3 separate regions of the Mus musculus genome follow, and regions 2 and 3 are each linked to region 1. A link is a loop called in an ENCODE intact Hi-C map of the cell type or tissue named here. Cell type or tissue: left cerebral cortex. All regions are shown on one strand. Region 1 holds the start of Prdx5 (peroxiredoxin 5). Region 2 holds the start of Ccdc88b (coiled-coil domain containing 88B). Region 3 holds the start of Rps6ka4 (ribosomal protein S6 kinase, polypeptide 4).

Evidence for each region. A loop is a pair of places that touch in the nucleus more often than their neighbours do. Peaks named below come from ENCODE experiments on the same cell type or tissue, not always from the same donor. Only the 100,000 strongest peaks of a DNase experiment are listed, where the experiment ranks them.
Region 2: a loop joins it to region 1, with 2.0 times the contacts of the local background. A loop is called at or near these places in 11 of 42 quality-filtered maps.
Region 3: it touches region 1 in a loop (4-fold over the local background); 12 of 42 quality-filtered maps call a loop at or near these places.

Annotation. Positions count from the first base shown.
Region 1 is chr19:6,906,316-6,914,315 of GRCm38, forward strand. It overlaps Prdx5 (peroxiredoxin 5), which reads right to left and starts at 3,791. Exons shown (of 6, transcript NM_012021.3): 1 at 3,144-3,791; 2 at 1,667-1,801; 3 at 1,227-1,358; 4 at 927-965; 5 at 751-812; 6 at 382-636. The coding sequence starts at 3,302. The coding sequence ends at 531. Trmt112 (tRNA methyltransferase 11-2) reads left to right here and starts at 3,383. Exons shown (of 4, transcript NM_001166370.1): 1 at 3,383-3,947; 2 at 4,048-4,149; 3 at 4,269-4,358; 4 at 4,437-4,713. The coding sequence starts at 3,870. The coding sequence ends at 4,544. It overlaps Esrra (estrogen related receptor, alpha), which reads right to left. Exons shown (of 7, transcript NM_007953.2): 3 at 7,764-7,880; 4 at 7,505-7,633; 5 at 6,401-6,568; 6 at 6,040-6,309; 7 at 4,662-5,695. The coding sequence ends at 5,436. It overlaps Mir6990 (microRNA 6990), which reads right to left and starts at 7,971; the gene lies at 7,881-7,971. In left cerebral cortex, no CTCF peak of the experiment used is centred here; DNase peaks (open chromatin) are centred at 3,398, 3,747 and 4,166; H3K4me3 peaks cover 3,270 bases; H3K27ac peaks cover 2,134 bases.
Region 2 is chr19:6,851,874-6,859,873 of GRCm38, forward strand. Ccdc88b (coiled-coil domain containing 88B) reads right to left here and starts at 6,338. Exons shown (of 27, transcript NM_001081291.1): 1 at 6,207-6,338; 2 at 5,761-5,918; 3 at 5,511-5,622; 4 at 5,364-5,433; 5 at 5,226-5,284; 6 at 5,054-5,137; 7 at 4,236-4,379; 8 at 3,969-4,117; 9 at 3,779-3,860; 10 at 3,483-3,641; 11 at 2,869-3,015; 12 at 2,606-2,714; 13 at 2,315-2,451; 14 at 1,069-2,229. The coding sequence starts at 6,266. In left cerebral cortex, CTCF peaks have their summits at 2,223 (motif pointing right) and 4,952 (motif pointing left); DNase peaks (open chromatin) are centred at 1,210, 4,956 and 6,341.
Region 3 is chr19:6,837,190-6,845,189 of GRCm38, forward strand. It overlaps Rps6ka4 (ribosomal protein S6 kinase, polypeptide 4), which reads right to left and starts at 3,438. Exons shown (of 18, transcript NM_019924.2): 1 at 3,304-3,438; 2 at 3,145-3,216; 3 at 2,271-2,489; 4 at 2,063-2,178; 5 at 866-973; 6 at 567-647; 7 at 391-494; 8 at 138-288. The coding sequence starts at 3,358. It overlaps Ccdc88b (coiled-coil domain containing 88B), which reads right to left. Exons shown (of 27, transcript NM_001081291.1): 27 at 7,434-7,930. The coding sequence ends at 7,875. In left cerebral cortex, a CTCF peak has its summit at 3,478; DNase peaks (open chromatin) are centred at 2,676, 3,493 and 3,748; H3K4me3 peaks cover 2,013 bases; H3K27ac peaks cover 1,740 bases.

The DNA of each region.
Region 1 (8,000 bases):
CACTGGTGACCCTGGCTCTTGGCCCTCGTTCCCACTCATCACTGGCCACACCTCTCCACGGCTCCTCCCTCAGGAAGTCTCCAGTATTGAGCCTGGTACTGTGTGCCTTGATGAAGGCAAGCCAGAGCCAGGGTGCTCCTGGAGGAACTGCAGTCTGCAGGATGGGAGGCCTCAAGTGAAGCTTCCTGCCCTGTGTATTAAGTCAACGGAATCTGCCAGCTCCTAGACCAAGCATCAGATGTCTCAGGATGTACCAAGCAAAACCAATTCTGGCTTCCTCTCAGCTGCAGGCTGTCCCTTCACTTTCTCCTCCAAATCCCTGCCACTGACTTCAGTGCTATGTATGGCTGCACGTGAGCAAGGGCAAAGCAGACAACCCTGTACCAGTGGTAAAGACACAAATTAAACTGTTTATTGCAGAAATATGGTCAAGGTTCCATTTACGTGGCTCCCAGTAAGGAGGTACCGAGCCTTTTGGCCTAGAGCCGGGTGGGAGAGATGGGAGAGTCAGAGGACATCTGGCCAGGGCCTCAGAGTTGAGAGAGGATGTTGGGGGCCAGGCTGCAGGTGAGGCCTGTGCCATCTGGCTCCACGTTCAGTGCCTTCACTATGCCGTTGTCTATCACCATGGAGAACCTGCCGGAAAGAGGTCCAGCTGCAGAAGCCCAGGCAGCAGCCAGGGCCCCTAGTGCCAACAGGGAGGGGCTGGGTGCCAACAGGGAGAGGCTGGGGGGAGGGGGTCTACTTTACCTTTTCAGCCGACGATTCCCAAAGAGAGACACCAAAGAATCATCCAATAATAAGTCTGTCGCCTAGGGAACAGGCAGAGATGGGGGTCAGAAACCCCCACACAGGCCCGGGGCTGCTCCCATATAACATGTCCCTCCAGGACCAACCGCAGGCTGAGGGAAGGATGGCACACTCACCTTCCCAAAGGCTCCAGTGGGGTCAGCCAGGAGCCGAACCTGCAGAAAAGAGAATAAATGTCACAAGGAGTGAGAGGGCTCGGTGAGTGAAGGTGCTTGCTGCCAAGTCTGGCAACCTGAGCTCAGTCCCCACGACCCCACCTGGTAAGAGAGACTCAGGTCTCACAGGTTAGCCTCGACTTCCACTCGTGCATGATGGCACAAGTGCCCACCCCACACACAAAATGAGTAAATAACATGTCACAAAAACAAGGAAACTTCCTACCTGGCCCCGTCCCCCTCACGGGCCCCACACCTCACCTTGCCTTCTGCCTGGTGGGCTCGACCCCACTCTTCAATCACAAAGACGTCATTAACGCTCAGACAGGCCACCACCTGCGCTCCCTTGGCCTTCAGAGCTCCAGCTTGCTCCACAAACCCAGGCAGGTGGGTCTGAGAGGAAAACAAAAGGTCAAAGGAGAGCAACTGCAGTTGCTCAGCCTGCTCCCCCTATTTCCTAACATCCCTGACCAGGGTAAGGAAACCAGTGTGAAACTGGCCACTTCCTTTTTGCCTTGGCTACTAGGAAGCTTGGACCTAAGGGTGTATGGTCAAGACCATAGGCAAATCTTTTGTCTCATTAGCCCGAGTCCCAAGGGCTTCCACCACCAGCGTCAATCAGAGCTATCAGATTTAATGTGGGTTCTTTTCTCCCACACTCCTGGTCCCCAGTTTCTGATTCTCGAAAGGAGAAGTCTCACCTTAGAACAGCCAGGTGTAAATGCCCCAGGGACTCCAAACAAAACACCTTTCTTGCCCTTGAACAGCTCTGCCAAGTTCACCTTCTTTCCCGGTTCCCCTTCAAATACCTCCACTGAGGGAATGGCATCTCCCACCTGGAGAAAAAGACTCCAGGGTAAAACAGAGTGAAGAGAGACTAGTGAACCACAGCCACACAGATAGACCTTGATGGAGCCAGTGCTCACACCCAGCAGAAAAAGTGCCTGGCGGTTCAGGGGTCCATTTCTGTCCTCGCTCTCCTGTATGTCCTGCCTGCCCCACATCCTACATGACTGATTCTGCTTAAGGCCAGTTGGTGGCAACAGAGAAAGGGAGAGGCCTTCTCAAGTGTTGCAATACTGTATAAACAAGCCACCCAAGATGGGTCAATGCACAGAGGAGGGGTACAGAGGGCTATGTTTGGGGTTGAGAAACCGCCTGGTAACAGGCAGGAAGAAAAATCCTATCCACACACCAGGAGAAACACTTTGGAAAACCAGGTTAGCTATGTAAGCCAAAATGTTCAGGATGTAGGCTCTTGGGGTCGGTGGGAAGTGTCAGCCCACCTGGGGGCTTTCAGAGCCACAAGAGGAAAGGAAGGCTGAGGTGGGTAGGTAAAGGTGCCCACCACCAAGCCTGGTCAACTGAGCTCTAGCCCCACAAGCGACATGGTAGATAGAACTGACTCCTGAGAAAATTGTCCTCTGACCACCACACTCACATGCCTGTTACCAAACACACACACTAAGTACATGTTTAAAAGTTTTTCTTTTTTCTTCTTTTTATAAAGGGCCTTTAATCCTAACATTCGGGACGCAGAGTCAGACAGATCTCTAGGAGTTTGAGGCCAGTCTGGTCTACACACCAAGTTCCTGGCCAGCCAAGACTATATAGTAAGTCAACCTCTGTCTCTGTGTGCCCCCCCCCTTCCTTCCCTCCCTCCATCCCTCCCTTCCTCTCTCCCTCCCTCTCTCTTTCTCTAAAAATTAAGTCCAAAAACAGGAGAGGGGATAGGTTCAAGAATTCCCAGAAAGATCAAACAGAAGGGCGGGATCGGGGTGAGCATACATAGAGTGGAAACAGAAGTGGAAAAGATCAACCCAGGTCCCCAAGGGACCATGGCTCTTTCAAAAGATGAGATGAAATGGAGTTTAGTACAATCACAAAAGTGCTGGGGCTTTGGGGAAAGGGTTGGAAAAGCTGCCAAGCGGCAAAAGAGGCATTTTAAGAATGTGGGAAATGACATAGCATTCGGTCGCTTGAAAATGGTGGGGACTTGTCCCTGGACGTGGCATAGATGTGAGAGGGCAGCTCAAGAAATGTCCCAGGACGGAGAAGCAGAGACAGGGTCTTACAAAAAACATGACAAGAAGAAACGTCAAGGAGGACAGCCCGAGACCCCGCGTGGAACCCAAAGAGACGCGATAGGCTGGACCCAGGAAAGGTAAAACCGGTCACCTTGATCGGGGCCATGGTCACCGCGGAGCTGCTGAAGCTGCGGGCTCCGCCACACTCCCAACCTGCTTCTTTCCGGCCTGCTCTGCCTGCCAAGCACGTCGATGCACGGAGCACAGAACTGGCTTTGCAGCCCAGGACTCGAAGCCCCAGCTGTAGCATACCCGCCCCGCTGCCGCAGCCCACCCGCAGATGGCTCTGCCCACAGGAGGTGGATGCAGGGACAGCTCCGCCCACGCCGCACGTCCCACGTCGCAGCCACAGCGCCGGCTTAGAGGGGCAGGGCCGTGACGCACTACGACGCGGCGGGGCTCTCAGGGCTCGCACACCTTCTTCAATCGCAGAAAGAGGTGCCTGGTTTACCGACGTGACAGTTCGTGACCCATAGCCGCAAACAGAGGTCGGGGATGATCTGGCTGAGCCTCAAATGTGTTCGTTTTACCTGCGCCGTAACGCAGCCGGTTTACACGTGACTTGCATAGTGTGTACTCTCTTCAGCGAGCGGGATTCGGCGTAAGCCTTTGCAGTCTCCCCGAGAAACGCTTCCGGTACCAGGACGTGACCCAACACAGTCCTTCCGATCTCGGCTGCCGCCAAGCCCCCCAAAAGGTCCCCTAAGTCGGCCACTTCCGGTCCGGCGAAGAGTTCAACGGCTTCAAAGCGGAAGTGGTAGAAAGGAGAAGTGTGGACTCCTTCCGGTTCCGGCCTCACGCGCTCCGCTGTGACAACATGAAACTGCTCACCCACAATCTCCTAAGCTCCCATGTGCGGGGCGTGGGCACGCGTGGCTTCCCGCTGCGCCTGCAGGTAACTGCACAAGGGTTCATCGCCCATATAGTTCAGGGTGGAGCCTCCGGGACCCGGACCTACCTCGCTAAACCTTTTTACCGCCCCCCCCCCCCCGCAGGCCACTGAGGTCCGCATCAACCCCGTGGAGTTCAACCCGGAGTTCGTGGCGCGGATGATCCCCAAAGTGGAGTGGGCGGCGCTTGTGCAGGCAGCGGACACCGTAAGGACCCCGCCCCTTCTGTCGCCCCTTGGGGGCGGGCTCAGGCTCTGAGCCTCTTCCCTGCCCGGACGGCCTCGGTGTTCGTGTGCCCACTGACCACGTACGCTTCCTTTCCACAGTTAAACTTGGCCGAGGTACCCAAAGAGCCGACTGAAGGCTATGAGCACGACGAGACATTTTTGAGGAAGATGCACCACGTGTTGCTTGAGGTGAGAATCCTTGGGCATCGCCTGCCCAGACCTCCCACTGAGGCTACCGGTGCTTAGCTTTGTCCTGCTCCCCTGCAGGTTGATGTACTGGAGGGCACCCTGCAATGCCCAGAATCTGGTCGTCTTTTCCCCATCAGCCGCGGGATCCCCAATATGCTGTTGAATGATGAGGAGACTGAGACGTAACCTTGCTAGCCGCCACTTTGGTATTTTGTTGACTGTGTGTTTCTGTTGTACGGTCTGTTAAATAGACGTGTCATGTGTGACCCCCAAACTCCCCCCAGTGACTCACCGACCACCGTGTACTTGAGCTCCATAGTATATTTTTTTTCTCATTAAAGGTTCAAAACCAAAAGCGGTTTCTCTTTGCAGCAAATATACATTAAAATAGAGTCTCTGTACAGCCAAGGGCTCTGGGCCCTGGCTTGCCCCATGGCCCTGCGCCTCCCTGGCCAAACCCAAAAATAAATATAGTGTTATTGCTCTGCAGGGCATAGAGGCAGTGCTGTCCCCCACCCCTTGAGGTGGGAGCTGATAGGGGGCCCTGGCCACCCCTGGGGTCCAGGGGCTGGAGCCTGCTTGGAGTTATTGCTTCAAGGGGGGGCAATAATGCCCAATGCGGATGAGGAGAGGAGCGAAGGGACGGGGCCTTTGCTTTCCAAGCCCCCCTCTGCTCCGGAGAGGAGATCGGATTAAGCAGCAGCAAAAGCATCACCCAGTGGGAGCCGGCGGCCTCCATCCCTTCCCTCCCTGAGATCAGTGTCTGCCTCCTGCACATCCCCTGCAGCCCCCTATGGCTTCCGCGAGGCCCCCAACACTCTTGGGGGGCACGTTATGGCTTGCAAGGGGCAGCACTGTGCCCACACCTGGGCATTCACTTTCCTGGCTTCTGACAATCCCCCACACACACAAAGTGGGGAGGGAAGGGCATGAAGCCTTCTCCCAGGGGCGGATGGCATTGCCCTGGCCCTGCCAGCAGGCTATGGCACTGCCCAGACTCCAGCTTTGCCCCTTTGGGGCTAACACCCTATGCTGGGCAGATCCTGCCAGCCACCCCACCCTGTCCCACCCCTTGCCTCAGTCCATCATGGCCTCAAGCATTTCCAAAAACAGCTTGTGCATGGGCACCTTGCCCTCCAGCTTCACCCCATAGAAATGGGCCAGGACTTTGCCTGCTGTCTGGCGGAGGAGTGGCAGCGTAAGCAGCAGCCTGCCTGCACGCCTCCGCTCAGCACCCCCTCCAGGGCCAGCCCGGCCAGCTTCATACTCCAGCAGGGCCTCATGCAGGGCTTCGCGCAGCTGCTCCACAGCCTCAGCATCTTCAATGTGCACAGAGTCTAGGAAGGGAGAGAACCATTGGCTGAGATGACTAAAGGGCAGGACTCATCTGTTTGGATACTCTGGGTGGGCTAATACACTCGCTGCTCTGCCTGTGAGCCGGGGCCTATCCTTTCTCACCAGTGGACACCTCCCAACCTCCACACTGCCCCTCTCACTACTGCCTGGTTGGCACACCACTAGGGCTCAGAATCCTATGTATAATTCAGGACCTTGGCTTACTTGGTGATTTCCAATAATTATGCCTCAGTTGTCCTCATCCACAACAAAGGGTCATACCACCATCATTGACAGTTGGAGGACCTTATGGGGAGACCTGTGTGTGTTTTCCCTGATCACTCACCAGAATTGGCAAGGGCCAGAGCTTTCAGCAGGACGTACTCCTCCCGCTCCAGCCGAAGAGCTTGCAGTCGCCGAACCAGCTGCAGCAGGGCTGCCCCCAGATCCCCCAGGCCAGCTGCCCGTGCCCCCTCTTCATCTAGGACCAGGTCCTCAGCAAAGGCCAGCTCATCCTGCAGTGGCAGTGAGCGCTGGGCCACACCCAGCACCAGCACTTCCATCCACACACTCTGCAGTACTGACATCTGGTCAGACAGTGACAGTGAGGAGAAGCCTGGAGGGCAGGGGAACAGGACAGGTCAGGAAGGCAGCAGGGCCAAATACGGCCTACCTGTTCAAGGATGCTCAACCACCCAGCCCTTTACCTGGGATGCTCTTGGCCCAGCTGATGGTGACCACTATCTCTCGATCAAAAAGGTCACAGAGAGTGGCCACAGCGGGGAGGTGTCCATCGGGGCTTGCTGGGTCAGGCATGGCGTACAGCTTCTCAGGTTCAACCACCAGCAGATGCGACACCAGAGCGTTCACTGGGGCTACAGTGACAGTGTGGGGCCAGAGTCACGAACACACATCTGCCAGACCTCTGAAGTCCCTCAGAGCCAGGTGCCTTCCCAGACATTCCCCTCTGGCCTTCCCTGGACTCCGATGGTAAGCCGGAAGACAAAGTATTCACTTCCTCAGAGAAGGGCTGTGAGCACTAGAAAATCTACCTGAGGCTTGGGGGTAGCTTACAGACGCCACAGTCTAGCATTTAGTGGGCCATGGTTCCCCCAACACCTTTACAAAAAAGAAAGTTCCCCGACCCCGTGCTGATTTGTTTTTGTCAACTTGACACACGTGTATGTGGGAAGAGGAAACCTTCAGAAACTGCCTCGATATGGTTGGCCTGTAGGCAGGGCTTTCTTGTTTGCTGATTGATGTGGAAGGGCCCTGTCTACTGTGGCTGGTGTCATTCCTATGCAGGTGGGCCTGTGTGCAACAAAGCAGGCTGAGCAAGCCAAGAGGATTAAGCCAGGAAGCAGCATGCTTCCATGGCCTCTATATCACCTCTTGCCTTGAGTTCCTGCCTTGACTTCCCTCGGTGAGGGTGTGACTTGAGAGTTGGAAGCTGAAATAAACTCCTGCTCCCCAAGTTGCTTTTGGTCATGTTTTATCACTGCAACAGAAACCCTAAGACACCCCCATCCTGATCATGCTTCTACTTGGGCATCTGGATTGTGAAGTAGTTTATTGTCCTTGAACGTACTACAGCCACCTATGACCCTAACCTCCCGGTCCTGGTTTGCCTACTGAATGCTGGAATTAAAGTGTGCATGGTGTTTGCAGTGCTGAAGATCAAACCCAGGGCTTCACACATGGTAGGCAGGCACTCTACTGAGCTACATCCTGAGCTATGGTTTGTAAAGATCTTTTATAATTATCTCTTAGGGAGAAATGAGAAAAGTAAGGCCTGGGTCTCAGGGTCTCACCTGTCTTCCTGGGTCCTCCAGCTACTGCCAGAGGTCCAGCAGGGAAGGGGCCCGGGAAAGGCAAAGGGTCCACCTCTGGCCGCCGTTTGTACTTCTGCCGTCCGCCGCGGACACGGTCCAGACGCACACCTTGAATTGTAAAGCCAAACTGTTCATGAAGTACTTGCTCCGCGCAGCTCTACTTCCCCACCTTCTGCCCAGGCTCCCACCCAACCCACGGGACCACCCCCATCTCACCCAGGCTCTGCCCAGTGCTCACCCTCCTTGAGCATGCCCACCCGCAGGCACTTGGTGAAGCGGCAGGCCTGACAGGCCTTGCGTCTCCGCTTGGTGATCTCACACTCATTGGAGGCCGGACAGCTGTACTCGATGCTCCCTGCCAGGAAGAGGCAGGGCTCCAGTGGCGGCCTCCCAGAGCCCGGAGGGGGCCCAGATGACAGGAGAGCCCTGACTCACCCTGGGCAAGCACCAGTCTGGGGGTATTGGGAGGAAAGGG
Region 2 (8,000 bases), 54 kb before region 1:
TCAATGCCACATCCAGGGTTTCTATGTGCAGCCCTGGATGTCCTAGAACTCACTTTGTAGACCAGGCTAACCTTGAACTCACAGAGATCAGCCTGCCTCTGCCTCCCAAGGGCTGGAATTAAAGGTGTGCGCCACCACTACCTGGCACACTTCATCTTTACTGAATGTTTTGTTTTCATTTTCTCTCTAGGCAGAGTTTCATGTAGCCCAGGATAGCCTCCAATTCATTATACAGCCAAAGATCTCTATGCTGTCAACTTGACAGAAGCAGTCATCTGGGAACAGGAAACTGGGAAAGTGCCTCCATCACACTGCCGATAGGCAAGTCTGTGGGGCATTTTCCTGGTTAATGATTAATGCAGGAGAACCCAGCCCGCTGTGGATGGTACCATCCCTGCACAGGTTGTCCTTCATTGTATAAAAAAGAAGAGAATAAGCTATGGCAAGGAGTCAGTAAGCAGAGCCCTTTCATGGCCTCTGCATCACTCAGTGAGTTCCTGTCTCCAGGTTCCTGCTCTGAGTTCCAATAGAAAAGCAATCTAAACAATGGCCTTGAACTTCTAATCCTCCTGCCTCCGCATCCTGAGTGCCGGAATGAAAAGCATATGTCTAGTTTATAGGGGCTGGGTATGGTGTATGCTCTGTGCGTGCCAGGCAAGCTCACTGCAGAATGGACTCCAGCCCCGGCTCCTGGAGAGCTATTGTTTGGTCACTTACAGCAGGCCTTGGCCAGGTATGAGTCAGGCACTTTCCACAATCATCCTGGTCTGCTAATAGACTCTGAGTGCTGCAAGGCTCAGTATCTGTTTTATACAGGAAGAAGGGGCCAGGGCAAAGGGACAGAGTCTACCACAACAGGAGTGCAGGATAGACCAGAGAATTGGCAGTGTGAGTCCTTCCTGTTGCCAGCCCCATCAAGGACTGGCTATCAGGTGTCCTGCAACAGCAGGAGCGGGCTGGATTTTCTACCTTCTGTCCCATCTCAGTGCAGTGAAGAAACCCACACCATTACAACCCAGCAGCTGTCCCAGGCCCTCATTTCCTGACCCACTGCTGTACCCCACATACCTCCCGAAGGGCTTGTTTCTCCGCATGTTCCCTCTCAGCTTCCTCCAGATGACAGCGGACCTGGCTCTCCAGAGCCTGCACCTGCTGCTCGGCAGCCTCAACTTGAGCCCGCAGCCTGGGCCCGTCACGTTCCCACTGCCTTCGCTCCCTGCCTGCTGCTGCTAGTGCCTCTGCCAGGGCCTCCCTCTCACGAGATGCAGCCTCCAGCTCCAAGCTAGCCGTATCCACTGCTTCACGCAGACGGGCCTGCTCCCGGGCCTGGGCCTCTGCCTCCTGATGGGCCTCCGCCTCTGTTCTGCGAGCTTGGGCCAGCTCCTCAGAGAGGCAGAGAGCCTCTGCACTTCGGGCCTCCAGTCTTTGGGCTTGGGCTTGCAGTTTAACCTCAAGGCCTGCAACCTCTCTCCTTAGTTGTGCTACCTCATCTCTGAGGGCCTGCTCCTCTGGGATAGCACTGACCAGGGTCTCCCCCGGGGTTGGCTCCTCCCTGGACCAGGCATCAGGCACCCCTTCTGATGTCTGCTGTGGTTTCTGAGGGCCCAGTTTACTCTCCAACCCCTTGGGCCTCTGTTCATGCCTTCCTGTCTCTTTCTGTTGCTTGGATAGTTCTAGTTCCCGATCCAGGGCCTTCTGGTCCTTCAGAGGCTCCCGGAGGGTGAGCTCAGCAGATCTGGGCCTGCATTTGGGGCTCTCTTGTTTTAGGACCTGGGCCTTGTGTACCAACTCCCCTTGGGGAGCCTCCCTGCTTCCAGTCTCTCCTAGCAACTCCTGCACTTCAATTCTGACCTCTGGACCCTGTGGTGGGTCCCAGACGATGGGACTCTGGAGAGGGACTCTATGACCAGACTTCTCCAGGCACTGATGTGTCTCCACAGTAGGGTCTGATTCTTGGAGAGCTTGGTCTGAGGTCTGGGGATCCTGAGATACCATCTGGAGAGGACTCTCCAACTCTGGGTGTGAGTCGGGTGCCTGAGAACACTTGGGTGACCTTGTGATGTCAGAGTATGATGCTGGAGAAGGCAGGTCCAAAGATTCGGAGCCTTCACCTCCTATCTGGCAAGCGGGGCTTTGGGGGCTGTGATGGAGGGCCGAGGGAGTTGCTGGATCCCTGTTAGGCACAGGTGGCTGCCTGGAGTTCTCCCTCTGCTCCTCCAGCAGAGGGTGCTGAGGACATATGAGAGAGACAATGGGGGTTATTAGAAGGATGTGGGTGGGAAGCAGCGAGGATAAGGATACCGGAGGGACCAACCTGGCTGCCAAGCTGTGCCTGAAGCATCTGTAGTTGGCCTCGAAGCTCCCGGTTCTCCCGTTCCACTGCCCTTAGCCTCCCAGCCTCTGCTTCCCTCACCTCATCTTGCAGTGAGGGTGCTGCTCCGGGTAGGGAGGCTGGAGACATGACCAAGTCAAACTCTGTCCGCCCTCTCTGACTCCCACCCCAACACCTCTCAGAGACTTAGTAAGGACTTGAAAACAAGTCCTCCCCACTCAGAGAGCCTGCCTTCACCCCCAGATCCTTGCCCTTACCCTAGGCCTAACTCACCCTCCCCAGGGGAGCCTGGGGGTGGCTCCAGACTCCTCTGAAGTTCCAGCTCCAGCTCCACATTCTCTTCCACCAGCTGCTCCAGCTGATGCCGCAGAGAGTCCAGGTCCTGGGTGTGGAAAAATAGGTCAGTACCTTGTTCATCGGCCAAATGTGCAAGTCTGAATATCCCAACATACTACAGGAATCACGTAGAGAAACCTTGGGCATCATTAGAGTCATGGAGAACCAGGGACAACGATGGACAGGTCAGCCTAGCTCACCGCATGGGCCTCGCCCAACCGCGTGCGCAGCAGGAGGTTCTCCCTCTGGGTCTCATGCAGCCTGGCTGAGCGCTCTCGGGCAACCTCCAGCTGTTCCTCTAGCAGGACCTTCGAGGCCTCCAGGGCCTCGGAAAGGACCCGCTCCTCCTGGTGGGAAAGCCAGGAGGATCCTTGGTGAGATGAAATCTTTATGCTCAGAGCCTGGCAGTTCCAGATTCCTTCTCCTGGGACAGCTTCACACCCTGCCTCTTTCCCTACCTCCCATTGCAACTCTCTTCAAGGTCTCCCCAGGTACCCCAAGGAGAAGCCTTCCAAGGCCGTATCTCTCTAGACCCCACTTATCGGTACAGCTACTTGGTGGGGTCTCACTGCCGACTTCCCTATTTTACCCTATCCGTCTCTTCAAGTCTCCTCCTCTTCTCCCTTACATCCGCCCATCCTAAAGAGCTTGTCCCAGACTTCACCTGCTGTATCTTCACCCGCTTCACCCAGCTATCACGATTTCCCAAGCAAGGCTAGACCCACTCTTCTCTTGGCCAGACTCCCCTCCTACACGCCCCGCCTCCAGACCACACCCACCAAATACTCCGCCTCCAGCCCCGCCCCCACCTCACCTCCAGCTGACCCTTGAAGACCTCTGCAGCTTGAAGCTTCTCGCGACAGCGCCGCAGTTCTTCCTGCAGGCGTGGCAGGCGGCCGGCCCGCTCCCGCAGTGCCTCTGCCTCCTCGCGGTAGAGCTCTGCGCGCTTGGCTTGTGCGGACAGCGCCTGAGTCTGGGCCATATGGTGTGGAACTAGGATTAGCGAGCCACGGGACAGAGGGGTGAGGGATCGCAAGAAGCAATAGGACCACGATGAAGAGGGGACAATGGCGGAGGGCGGTGTGTTGGGGGGAAGACGTTGGACCGCACCTCCTGGCGGAGCCTTCGAATTTCAGCCTCCAAGCCCTGCACCTCGGCCTGGGAGTCCAGCAGTTGCTCAGCCTTCTCCTCCCTGGAAGGATGGGATGATGGAGGGTGTCTGCCAGCTGCAGAGCCACACCCGGGGGCTGGGGACCCATCCAGATCCCACTGACCCCTTCCTGAGCCTTCAGACACTCACACCTCCTGCCTCAGGCGTCTCAGCTGGGCCTTGGCATTGGTCAGCTGCAGAGCCAGATGGTGCGAGACACCCTCCGCAGACGCATTAGCAGGAGCCTCTGGCAGCAGCAAGTGGGCTGGCTCCCGCTCTAGCAGCAGTTCAGCCAACCGCTAGCAGGAAGTCAAAGGTCAAAGAAGCATCTTCCAAAACCTCTGCACATCGGGCCTCCGATCCCAACAAAATCGTTCTGGGTTATGACAGCCCCATCGCCCCTTGCCTGTCCCCTACCTGTGCCCCCAGATCGCGCTCCCGCGCCAGCCTGGACATCATCCCTGTCAGGCTCCGTAACTGCATCTCCAGCTCCTCAGCCACCAGCTCTCCGGATTCTGGTCCAGCCAGAGCCAGTACCACACCAGCACCAGGTTGGGTCACCTGAGGGCACAGAGAGCAATACATCAGGAGGTGAAGGTGGCTTCAGGGGTAGCAACAAATCCCCTGTGCCACCCACCACAGTACCTAGAGATCAGGAGTTAGACATAATTCCTGGTAGACAGACAGACAGGAAGAGCAGCCATGACATGGAAGAGGTGGCAAAGCTCTTCCAAGATGGCCAGCTTCCTCCTCAACCTGCTTACTTAAGACAAAAGCCTGGCAGCTTTTGCCGCCCACTAGTGGACCCTTGCTGACATACTGGCTCAACAAGTTCAAGGCCTGATGAGGACATGTCACACAACAGTCTCTGACCAGAGAAAATAGGGTGAGGAAGACTTCTCAGAGTCTTTAAAACCGCAGGCCTCCAGAGGAGACCGGGTTTGTTTGTTTGTTTGTTGGGGGTGTTTTTGTTTTTGTTTGTTTGTTTGTTTGTTTGTTTTGGCTTCCTGAGCCCTGCTTCTGCAAAGCAGAGCCTTGTTCTCTGTGTGTCTGCAGCATGTGTGCTTGCTCGCCCTCCATAACCGCCTCTCCTAACTGCTGTTTCTGTCTGCTGTGCAAGAGCTCTCTCTGCTGCCACCTGCTGCGCTTCAGATTTTTCCCTGCCATTTAATTCTTCAGCTGGCAGAGAAAATGAACCCAATCAAGCCCCTGGACTGTATTGCTGCCGTCAGTACCTCCTGGATTGCACCAGCCAGCTCGCTCTGGACGTCAAGGCTGAGGCCCCGGATGTGACGGATGAAGAGCTCCCGGTGTTCACACTGTGGTGGACAGAGAAGGCCCAAAGCTGGCACACAGAGGCCCCTCCTCCTGTCAGAACTCCATTCTCTTCTCCCGTCCCCTCTTCACCTGCACTGAGGCCCCCAGCAACAGCCGAAGGATGCTTTCCAGCTCGTCCACTGCCTCTTCTGCTGGGCACAAGCCACAAAGGGTTAAATAGGGACATGGGGCAGGGACAGAGGACAGAGGGTGGGTAGGAAGCAGCACCTGAGAAGGGGTCACACCCCATTGTCTGGAGGTCTGGAGGTGGTGATAGGATCAGCAGCTGTAGCTCCTCCTAGAATAGGCCAACACTAAGAAAGACACCTTCACAGGGGCTGCTGGGCCTCCTGTCTGGCCTTCCCAATGTTTTACCTGGTAAAAATCCCTCAGTCGCCCCCATAGATGACAGAGGTTCCACATCCGACAGGCTGCAGGACCATCACGGCCCCTGACCATTCGAAGTCCTCCTCGGGAACTGGGAGCACTATGATCACCCAGGGAACATGGGTGAGAGGTTGGCTTGAGGACCTCCCCACAACCCAGACAGGCCTTGCCCTCCACCCTCAGACTCCTCCTACTATTCACAGCCCCCCCCCCAACTCAACTTCCCCATGTCACTTACATGATGCCCAGCACCCGAAGGAGTAAGGCTCCATCGATCAGCCGCAGGAATCTCTTCTCTGTACAAAGAGCCCCCTCTTCCTCCTCCTCCTCCTCCTCCTCCTCTGTTCCCCCCGCTGATTCTTCTGCCTCCCCCACCAGCCCAGCCAGTCCCAGTGCCTGTGGAAACAAATAGAAGTCAGCTAAACAGGTAGAAACTCCCCACCACCACCACCCCCAACTAGTAAACTCATCCTGAGTCCCTGATCTGTCCCAAAACACTCTATGATTCCCACTACCACCCCCCCACACACACACACACACTTCACCAGTGCCCCTGAATGCCTCCTGCCCCAGTTCCCAGACCAGCTTCCCCTCCCCCCCCCCTGCTGATGCTATACACCCAGCCCCTCCTCCCCCAGCCCTCAGTCTGCCCCACACTCTCTTCCTCTCCCACCTGACCCTCACCCAGGTGGCCAGACTCCCACTCAGAAAGCCTCTGAGCCTGGGCCCCTTGGCCCCCTCCATGTTGGGGGTCAGGGTGTAGTCCCTGTCACGCTGTGGCAGCTACACCTGCTCTGAGAGGAAGAGGAAGTCCCCGGCTGGGGGATCCCAGAGGCCCAGCCACAGACCCTGTACAGCTTCCTTCTTCCGGGGTTCTGCAGGGCTGCGAATCGTGTCTCAGCACATACACGCAAACACACACACACATCTTCCCTGGGTCTCAGATAAGGTAAGACTAGCTACAAAGCTGTAAGTTAGCTGAGGGGAGGCCTACAGGGTTCCTGACTCCATGGGAATAACGGGAAGACCTTTTCTCTCGTGGGCAAGAGAGAGTGACCTCAGCCTGGCACTCTGTCGTCACTAAAAGAGCTCTGGCCTTGCCTTGGAGTCAATAGGCTGGTCTAGCATTCACTATAGGTAGTCCAGGATGGCCTTGAATTTGTTCTTCATTTGTTGGTATCTCCTTCTTCAGTCTCATGCCAATCTGTCAGCTGTTGAAGCCTGCTACAGGTGCTGCATGTCCCAGCCAGCTCCTCTGAACCCCAGGAGAGAGTAGACGCTGACCCTCCTGGACTTTGTAAATACTACACTGAAAATGGAGGAAGGCCAGTAACCGCAGTTACCAGACTCAGTTTCCCATCTGTAAACTCCTTAAAAGGAAGCACACAATACCCGGGAATGTGACTCAGTCCATAGAGGGCCTGCTTAACATATACAAGGCCCTGGGTTCAATCTCTAGTACCTTATAACCGGGAGTAGAGATGCATGCCTGTGATTCCAGCCCCTTGAAGGGTAGAGACAGGAGAATCAGGAATTCAAGGCCATCCTGGATTACCTATAGTGAATGCTAGACCAGCTAAACCAATTTAGTGAGACTGTTTCCCAAAATAATGATGATGCTGGCCAGGCATGGTGGCACACATCTTTAATCCCAGCACTCAGGAGAAAGAGATAGGTGGATCTCTGAGTTCAAAGCCAGCCTGGAGTTCTAGGACATCTAGGCCTGTTTAGAGAGACCCTGTGTTAGAGAGAGAGAGAGGAAGAGAGGGAGAGAGAGAGAGAGAAAGAGAGAGAGAGAGAGAATAGTCACATGAAATAAGACACTGTAGTCCTACTAAGTGCTTTCACAGGGCAGTCAGGGAAGGCTTCCCAGAGGAGGCAGGAGGCAGCCTGCTGAGAGGGAAGGATAGCCAAGGAATCAGCAGCTAGAAGCATAGATCAGGAACTACTTGTGTTTGTCTTCTTGTCTGTCTCGGTCATCATTTCTAAAGTCAGGTGACAAGGTACTGTTGCCCTTCAGCTGGCTTCAGCCCTGATGCAGCTGTCATTGCAGGCACAAGAAAATTCCAAAGCCCCAGCAGCAACTCCCGAGAAAGGCTTGAGGAGCTTAGAGGAGGACTCTGAGGTCTTTCAGGGAGCACTCTGAACCCACAACCCAAATGGTGGGAGCACCAGAGGGAGGGACCTGACCCTGGTTTTCAGGTCCCCAAGCTGGTGGTGGAAACTGTTTGAAGGAGGGATGTCCCAGAGTGGGAGGTTGCCGGAAACAGACACAGGGACTCACAACAGAAGCCATCTCAGGAGTCGCCTCTGTGTGGGAATTCTGCCACGGAACTCAGCAATTCCTTTTGATCCTACCATCGTGTGTGTGTGTGTGTGTGTGTGTGTGTGTGTGTGTGTGTGTGTGTGTGTGTATGTGTGTTTGTGTGTGTATGTGTATTTGTGTATTGTGTATGTGTGTGCATGTGTGTATGTGTG
Region 3 (8,000 bases), 69 kb before region 1:
AGTGGGGTCTGCACATTCTGCCCTTTGACCTCTTATTGTGTGTAACATCGGAAAAGATGGAATACATTTGTGCTCCCCATGCTGCAGCCCGGCCTTCAGAGGTGAAGGACCTATGAGGTCATACATTAAAGCCTCACCTGGAAGAAGGGGTGACTCTTGACTTCCTGCGCACCCTGGGGACCTGCGCCCAACCTCTTCTTAGGGTCCTTGCACAGCAGCCGCTGTAGCAGGTCCTGTGCCACAGGCCCAATCCGGAGAGGGAAGGGAGGGGAGCACTTCAAGATCCGTCTGGGAGGATGGGTGGGGTGTCAGGGGCAGCAAGCCCCCTCCCAGCCCAGCCCAGGAAGGCCGTATAGCCCTCAGCTACCCTCCATGACCTGTACAACTCACCGGGACACCTCAGCCTGAGTGTTCCTCTCTCCCTCCAGTGTGAAGGGTGAGGCCCCTGTCAGCAGCTCGAAGAGCAGGATACCCAGGCTCCACCAGTCCACAGCCTATGGAGCAGGGCCAGAGTGAAGGCCTTGTGCACTAGCCCCACCCCTGCCACCTTCACCCTGACAACCCACCTTGCCATGTCCAGCCTTGCTTCGGATGATTTCGGGAGCCATGTACTCGATTGTGCCACAGAAGGAGAAGGTCCGCTCTTTCTGAGAAGCCAAGAGGACCCATTTGTATACCTTATTTGTATACCTTAGCTTCACCCCTACCCCAAGGGCCCTAAAGGCTTAGAGCAGAACTTGCTCAAATTAGAAGATTCTGGGAAAACAGTGGGAACCTTGGTACCCGACCACTCTGCAGCCCCCTCCCAGGGGGCTGACACGGAGGGAGCAGGTCAAAGGCCTGGCTGGGAGCGCCACTCACTCACCTCCTCCGTCAGGAACTCCTTGCTCAGCCCAAAGTCTGTAAGGACGATGTGACCTTCTGAGTCAAGTAAGACGTTCTCCAGCTTCAGGTCCCGGTAGATGATACCCAGCTGTCAGGAGCAGATGGGACGTTGAGTGCCACCCTGAGAGACACACTACACAGCCACAGCCCTGTGGGTCCCTGCGGGTCCCTGTAGGTCCCCACGTAGGATAAAGAGATGCCCTGAAGATCTTTCACCTGCAGGGAGAACTCCAGGGCAGGATAAAGCTGGGCAGAGCTAGTTATTAGATAAGAAAAGCCACTGGATCCAGGCATGTAAACTCATGCCTATCCTCCTAGTGCCCAGGAGGCTAAGGCAGCCAGCTGAGGCTAGCCGAGGTTAGCCAGCAATTACCAGGAGAGCCGGGTTACTGAGCAAGACCCTCAAAACAAAACAACGAACAAAGAGGAAAAGGAAGAGATCAAAGAGAAAAAAATAAGGACCAAGGCTGGGTGGGACTGGTTAGAAGAGCACCTAGCATGGGGCCCTGGGCTGGGTCCCCAGCACCCCATGAAACCAGGAGTGATCAACAAGCCTGAACTCTCAAAGAGACAAGGGCTGCAGGATTCGAAGTTCAAGGTCATCTTGACTACACAGGGATCTGAAGGCCAGCTTGGGCTACATGAGATGGCTACAGGAAGAGTTAAACAGGGGACCATCGAGAGGGCTCAGCAGAGAGAGTGCCGGCAATCTGAGATGGATCTCAGAACCCATGCAAAGGTGGAAGGATATTGTTAATGTCACAGAATCTGACCCACACATGTGCTCTGGCACATATGCACATACACACACCACACATGCACAAAATAAAAGCAAGTAAGAAGGGACTCAAGAAGGGCCACCAAAGGTACCCTGCATTGAGAAGTCCTGTGCACAGGCCCCAAGGCGCCCAGGAGTGTGAACAAAAAGCCCCATTTCAGAGGTCTTGGTAACTGAGGTCTGAGGTCACCACTTAAGGAAGTCCGATGAAGGTTAGCCTAGGTTCCTGTTGGAGGAAAGCCCCTTCCAGAAGGTTCTGGAGCAGAAGACCCTTCCAGGTAGTGCTGTCTCAAGCAGTTCTTTCAAGGTCCCCGCCCAGGCCACCCCTGAAACAGGAAGCCCCTCATTAGGTTCAGGGCAGTCCCAGGAGAGCAGCCAAAAGGCAGGGCCGTCTCTTACCTTGTGCAGGTGTTCCAGGGCCAGCACAATCTCGCCCCCATACACTCGAACCTCAGCCTCCTTGAAGTACTGGCGCTGGTAGAGGTGAGTGAACATCTCACCACCGCTCACGTAGTCTGGGAGTGAGGAGACGTTGAAATGTTTCCCTACAAGGTAGCCTAATCTAACTCCCGTCCCTCTCCAAAGCTGAGATGTGACAGGCCCTCACCCAGGATGAGGTGCAGCTTGGCATCCGTCTGGAAGGCGTAGTGCAGTGTGACCAGGAAGGGTGCTTGGCGAACCAGCTCCAGCACCGAGCGTTCGGTGCGGGTATGCTCCTGTGTCTTCGCGCGCTGCACCAACGCCGCCTTGCGTAGCACCTTCATGGCATAGAGCTTGCCCGCGTCGTGCCCACCCGTCTTCCGCACCAGGAACACCTTCCCATAGGCTGTGGGAGCAGCAAGCAAGCGGTTGGAAGGTGGGCTGTAAGTGCGAGGGCGGTGCAGACTGGTGGGAAGGGGGGTGCAAAAGGCTGACAGAGCCTTCTAAGGAGAAGGTGAGCCCTCCCTGGAGGGTGCTCGGTTAAGCCTGAAAAGCAATTTGCAGTGCAAACTAGCCTGGGGAGCTTGCAACTCCAGAAGGCCTGCGGGGCGGGGAAGGGGCGGGGCACGTGCAAACCTGGGATGATCAAGAGAGCTGAGAAAAGATGAAAACGCTGGCACCGGAGGCAGAGGCGCGCTCCCAGTCAGCGGAGGGATGTGCAAACCCGGACTGGGGAATTTGCAAAATACAAGAGTGGGGCTCGCAAGGGAAGATGGGGAGAGAAGCTGTGCAAAGCTCTTGGGAGGGAGTCAAAACCCCAAAGAGGCTAGGAAATCGCGGCAGGGGGCACGCACGCATAGGACTTTGCAGAGAAGAGTCCTGTCAACGTGGACGCCCGGCAAGTAGGCTCGGAACCCTGGTACGGTAGGGCGGGGCGGGCAAGGGGAGCTATGCCGGGAAAGGGTGGGGGGACCTCCCCAGCAACCAGGCCCAGGCCCAGGTCCAGGCGAGTGGGCGGGCAGAAGGCCCAAAGCACCATGCCAGTGAAAGCGGTTTCTCACCTCCCGTGCCCAGCACCTTGAGCAGCGCGAAGTTCTCCACGCTCACCTTCTCCTCATGCCCGGTGAGGTTGGCTGCGGACACAGGGGGGCGAGTGAGCCCAGAGGGTCGCTGACTCTTGCCACCCGTCCGGGAGAGCCGCCTCGGGATCCGGCACCCACCTTCGGTGATCTGCAGCTCCACGGCGCAGCCCTCGTCCTCATCCTCGTCTCCCATGGCGGGCGGGTCGCTGGGGCCCGCGCGGCTGGGGCTACGGGCGGCGCCGGTTACATGGCGGCTCCGGCCGGGGCGGGTGCTTCCTGGTGCCGCCTCTGGGGCCGAGCGGGCGCCGGCACCGCCTCCCGGCTCCCAGCCCGCCCCGTGCGGCCTGAGTCAGGCGGCTGGAACGTGACGGAGCGGGGCTGCGGGTGGGAAGCATCAGACGGTGGCAGGGTCTCCTGGCCCCGGGACCAGTGAGAGCCGTGCAGGGCCTTTGGGTGACATGTGGCTGCAGCTGGAGTAAGCCTCCTAGCCAGGTGTCTGTCCAGCAGGATATGGAGGACACTAGAGGTCTGTGTCCCAGGATTTGAGGAGGGCTGCCCACCCAGGCTGATGGAGCCCTCCCTCCCACGTGGCAGCCTTGCCTCTTCTGCTCCTCTTAGCCAACAGACACAAATCACAGCCCACTTCCTTCTTTAGGACCACTCGTTACACTCGTTAAGCTCAGCAAATACACTGGAGATCTTTATATTCCCTGGACACAGGAGCCCTAGGCTCTTGATGCTGGGCCGGCAATGGGCATCCTGAGAGTACACTTCAGAAACAGGAAGCCACTTTACATGGGTAAAGTTGCTTTTGCCCCAAAGGAGACCAACTGAGTTGGATGCCTAGTTCCCTCCCACATGGTAAAAAGAAAGAACCGACTTCCACAAGCTGCCCTTAGATCTAAGTGCCTGCACCTACATACAATGCAAACATATGGCATAATATAAAATAAATGTAATTTCAAAAAGAATTAAAGAGGGAGCCTGCAGGGCTGATTGCACAAGGACCCCACTCCACCTTTCCCAGGGAGCCCCACCCTCCCTGGGGCAGCCTCGGGTGCCCTGACTCACATCCTGCCACCCAGCCTAATTGTCCCTGTATTCGTTTGCTTCTTTGTTGCTGTGATAAAACGTTCTGACTTAAAGCAGCTTGGGGAAGGGGCAGTTATTTGGTTTGCAGGCTACAGTCCATAACTGAGGGAAGTCAAGGCAGAAACTCAAGGCTGGAACCTGGAGATCAGAACTGAAGCAGAGACCATGGAGGAGCACTGCTTATGATGAGGAGCACTGCTTATGAGGAGCACTGCTTACTGACTTTCATCCCTTGACTTTTTCAGCTAGCTTTATTACATAACCCAAGCCCATCTAGCTAGGGATGTATCACCCACAGTGACTTAGGCCTTCCTATAATCAATTTGCAATCAAGAAAATGCCTCCACAAATATGCCCATGGGCTAATCTGCTGGAAGCAGTCTCTCAGCTGTGAGGTTCCCTCTACCTAGGTGTCTAGTTTGACAAAAGAACTATGACATTTCACCCCGTCAGCTCGTCTGTGTTAAAGCATAGCCTTTCCTTTCTTATTTGTCCTTAAGGTCTCATGCTAGCATCCCAATATTTTAAGAAGGTAGCATACACCTTTAATCCCAGCACTCAGAAGGCAGAGGTAAGTGGACCTCTGAGTTCGAGGCCAGCCTGGTCTACAGAGTGAGTTCCAGGAGAACCAGGGCTACACAGAGAAACCCTGTCTCAAAAAAAAAACAAAACAAAACAAAAACAAAAAGCAAACAAACAAAAAAACCAATAACTGGATAGTCTTTATTATCTTTTTAAATAAAATCTAGTCTCTTAAATGTGGGCTACTGTAAAGTCTAAAATACTGACATACTTTAAGATTTCTTTATTTTATTTATTTATCTTCTGGCCTCAAATCATTGAAGCTGCTCTGCTCTGCTAGCCTGCCATCCACAGAACACATGGCTTGTCTTGAAGGCTTGAGTCAGTTCCTTTCCACAACTGCTGCTGTCCTTAGCATTTGTCCCACATTCCTGGTATCTCCCAGATCCTGAGGTCTCCACTGCGACTGAGACTGGACCTTCACCACAGACCTCCTGGCCCCCTTCTGGGACTCTGACCTTGCTACATGGTACCAAGCCTCAGCTGTTCTCCATGACCCTTCCAGGCCTTTGAAACCAGTACCATTTGGAAGCCTCTTACACATTGTTTGCCAAGTTTGATTGACAGCTTAAGATGCAGCCTTGGCCCCTACTTGGCCACAGCTTCTGTGTGGTGACCCTGAGAAACATTCTCCACAAGATTTTGCCTCAGTGACACTGGTTTCTTATTAGTAGTAGCTGAGTCAGCCCTAGCTGACAAACATTTGTTGTCTCAGTAAATCAAAGGTTTCACTGATTTTTTTTCCTCCTGTTTTTTTGGGACGGGATTTCTCTGTGTAGCCCCAGCTATCCTGGAATTTGCTCCATCGGCCAGACTAGCCTCAGACTCAGAGATTCACCTGCCTCTGCCTCCTGGGTGCTGGAATCAAAGGTGTGCACCACCACAGCCCAGATCACTTCTACTGATTCTTATTTCAAATATATCATATGGATAACCCTGACAAACTCTGAAACTTCACAAGCCAAGCCACCATTGTCTGCACTGCTCTCACTGTGGTCTCCAAGTTCCCACAACAGTTCCTTAAGCTCTGAGCACTCGACAGCATACAAGCCACATGGTCCATCAACTTCTATATTAGTTTGCTTCTCTGTGACTGTGATTTAAAAAAAAATACTCTGGCAAAAAGTAACTTGTGGGAAAAAAAGTTTTAGCTGGCAAGCCAAGCCAAGCCAAGGCAAGAACATAGAGGTAGGAACTTGTAGCTGTCTTTTGCTACTTTGTGGGGTTTTTCTCCCACTCTTCTCTACCCCTTTTCTCCCACCCTTTCAATTTCCTAACACAGGGTAAGAGAGAAAAAAGGATAGAGGGGAAAGGAAAGAGATCCCTGAAGAAAGCCAAGGTGAGAAAGGAGGGAGACATTATTGTTAGACTTCCTGCTGACTAGGGGTTTCCAGTTCCTTGGTGCAAGTTTAATCTTCACCATCAGGTTATCTAATTTCTTCTTGTTTCTTCTTCGTGCACACGACTTAACAACCCACGTAGCCTCTCAACCCACGTAGCCTCTCAAGGGCCCTAGTGTCTGTTTATATACCCTTTGAGAACTCCAGAATTCCAAAAGTCACATAACACAGTCTCAGGAACTCTCTGCCCCATATCCCACACCTGGGATTAAAACTAAAATACATTCACATAATATTTCTGTGGTTTTCAAAGAAACCAAAATTCCAGAGTTGTCCCAGCAGGAACTGGAGTGGAGACCATGGAGTGGAGACCGTGGAGGGATGCTGCTTGTTCCCTTGCTTCCTCTGCCGTGCTCGGCTGCCTTTCCTTCCTTCCTTCCTTCCTTTCTTTCTTTCTTTCTTTCTTTCTTTCTTTCTTTCTTTCAAGATTTTTATTATTTTTAACTGGTGATCATGGAAGCCAGAGGCATTCCCTAGAGCTGGAGTTACAGAAAGCTGTGAGCTTCCCAATGTGGGCCTTGCAGAAGAGCAGTGAGTGCTCTCAACTATTGAGCCATGCCTCCAGGGTCTCTCCTAGCTTTTTTATACAGCCCAGGATCACCTGCCTAGGGACATAGCATCACAGTGGACTGAGCCATCCTACATCAATCAAGAGAATGCCTCCGTAGACACTCCCGTATGCCAATCAGATGGTGACAATTTCTCTGTTAGCTTTCCTCTTCCCAGGTGTCAAATTGACAACTAAAGCTGTATCAGTTCCCTTTTGTCATCCTGGTGACCCAGCTCAGAGATGTGCCATACCACCTCTTATAGAAACCAGACTGTGAGCTCCCTGAGGAGCTGACCAGGGGTTTCCAGTTCCTTGGTTCCTCCAAAGCGGTTGGGTGGGGGAAGATGAGGAGGTTGGAAAACATGGAGAGAGAAAAGTGCCCTGAGAGGCAGGGTCAGGCCAACTAAGTTCACTGTTCTCATATCCCAGACCCCAGGTCTCATCCGCTGTTAAATGCCTACCCAGGCCCTGCCCCCATTGGCTGGTTACCTGGCGGGCTCATGCAGGTTTTCACAAGGCCAAATGGCCACACTATGATTCCTTTTGCTGCCTGATCCAGGCATGGCTCCCTGACTACAGAAGCCCACAGCAATAGACGTCCCCAGCACCTCCAGTCTCCCACAAGCAGCCAGCAGACACAGAACCCAGATTCAAGGGGTTTCAGCTTTATTCTTCTTTCCCTCGTGTCCCAGACAATGCTCAGATATCAGCCCAGGCCTGTCCCCAGGGAATGGGCCTTAGCTCCCCATCTAGAGCTGGCAGAGGGTTTTCTTGCCCACTCTTGCCAGCCGTCTTCAGCTGGGGAGTCTCCCAGGGATCGTCTCCTTGGTGAGGGCTGTACTTCAGAGCAAGAGCCCTGGCCAGGAGCTCCCGGTTTGGACCAATCATCTCCCCTGTCCACAGCCTCGTCCCAGCTCCTTCTCAGAGCCCCAGTATAGGCTGTGGGGGACCTGAGAGCCCAGGCCTCTTTGTCCAAGGGGTCTTCTTGGGGTCCCCTGGTCCCCCGGCTCTTGGGCTGCCTGGGAGCCCCACTGACCCTACAATGGGGAGAAGGCTGCACGCCTAAGCCGTCTGTCCCCACAGAATCACTGGCTGAGGGAAGGGGTAAGGAACTGTTTCTCCGGTTTCTGCTCCTGGAAGGCTGGAGAGAAAGATTGGGATCAAGTTTCCTCCCAGAAAGATGGCCAGCAGTCAAGGCAGCCCATGGGACC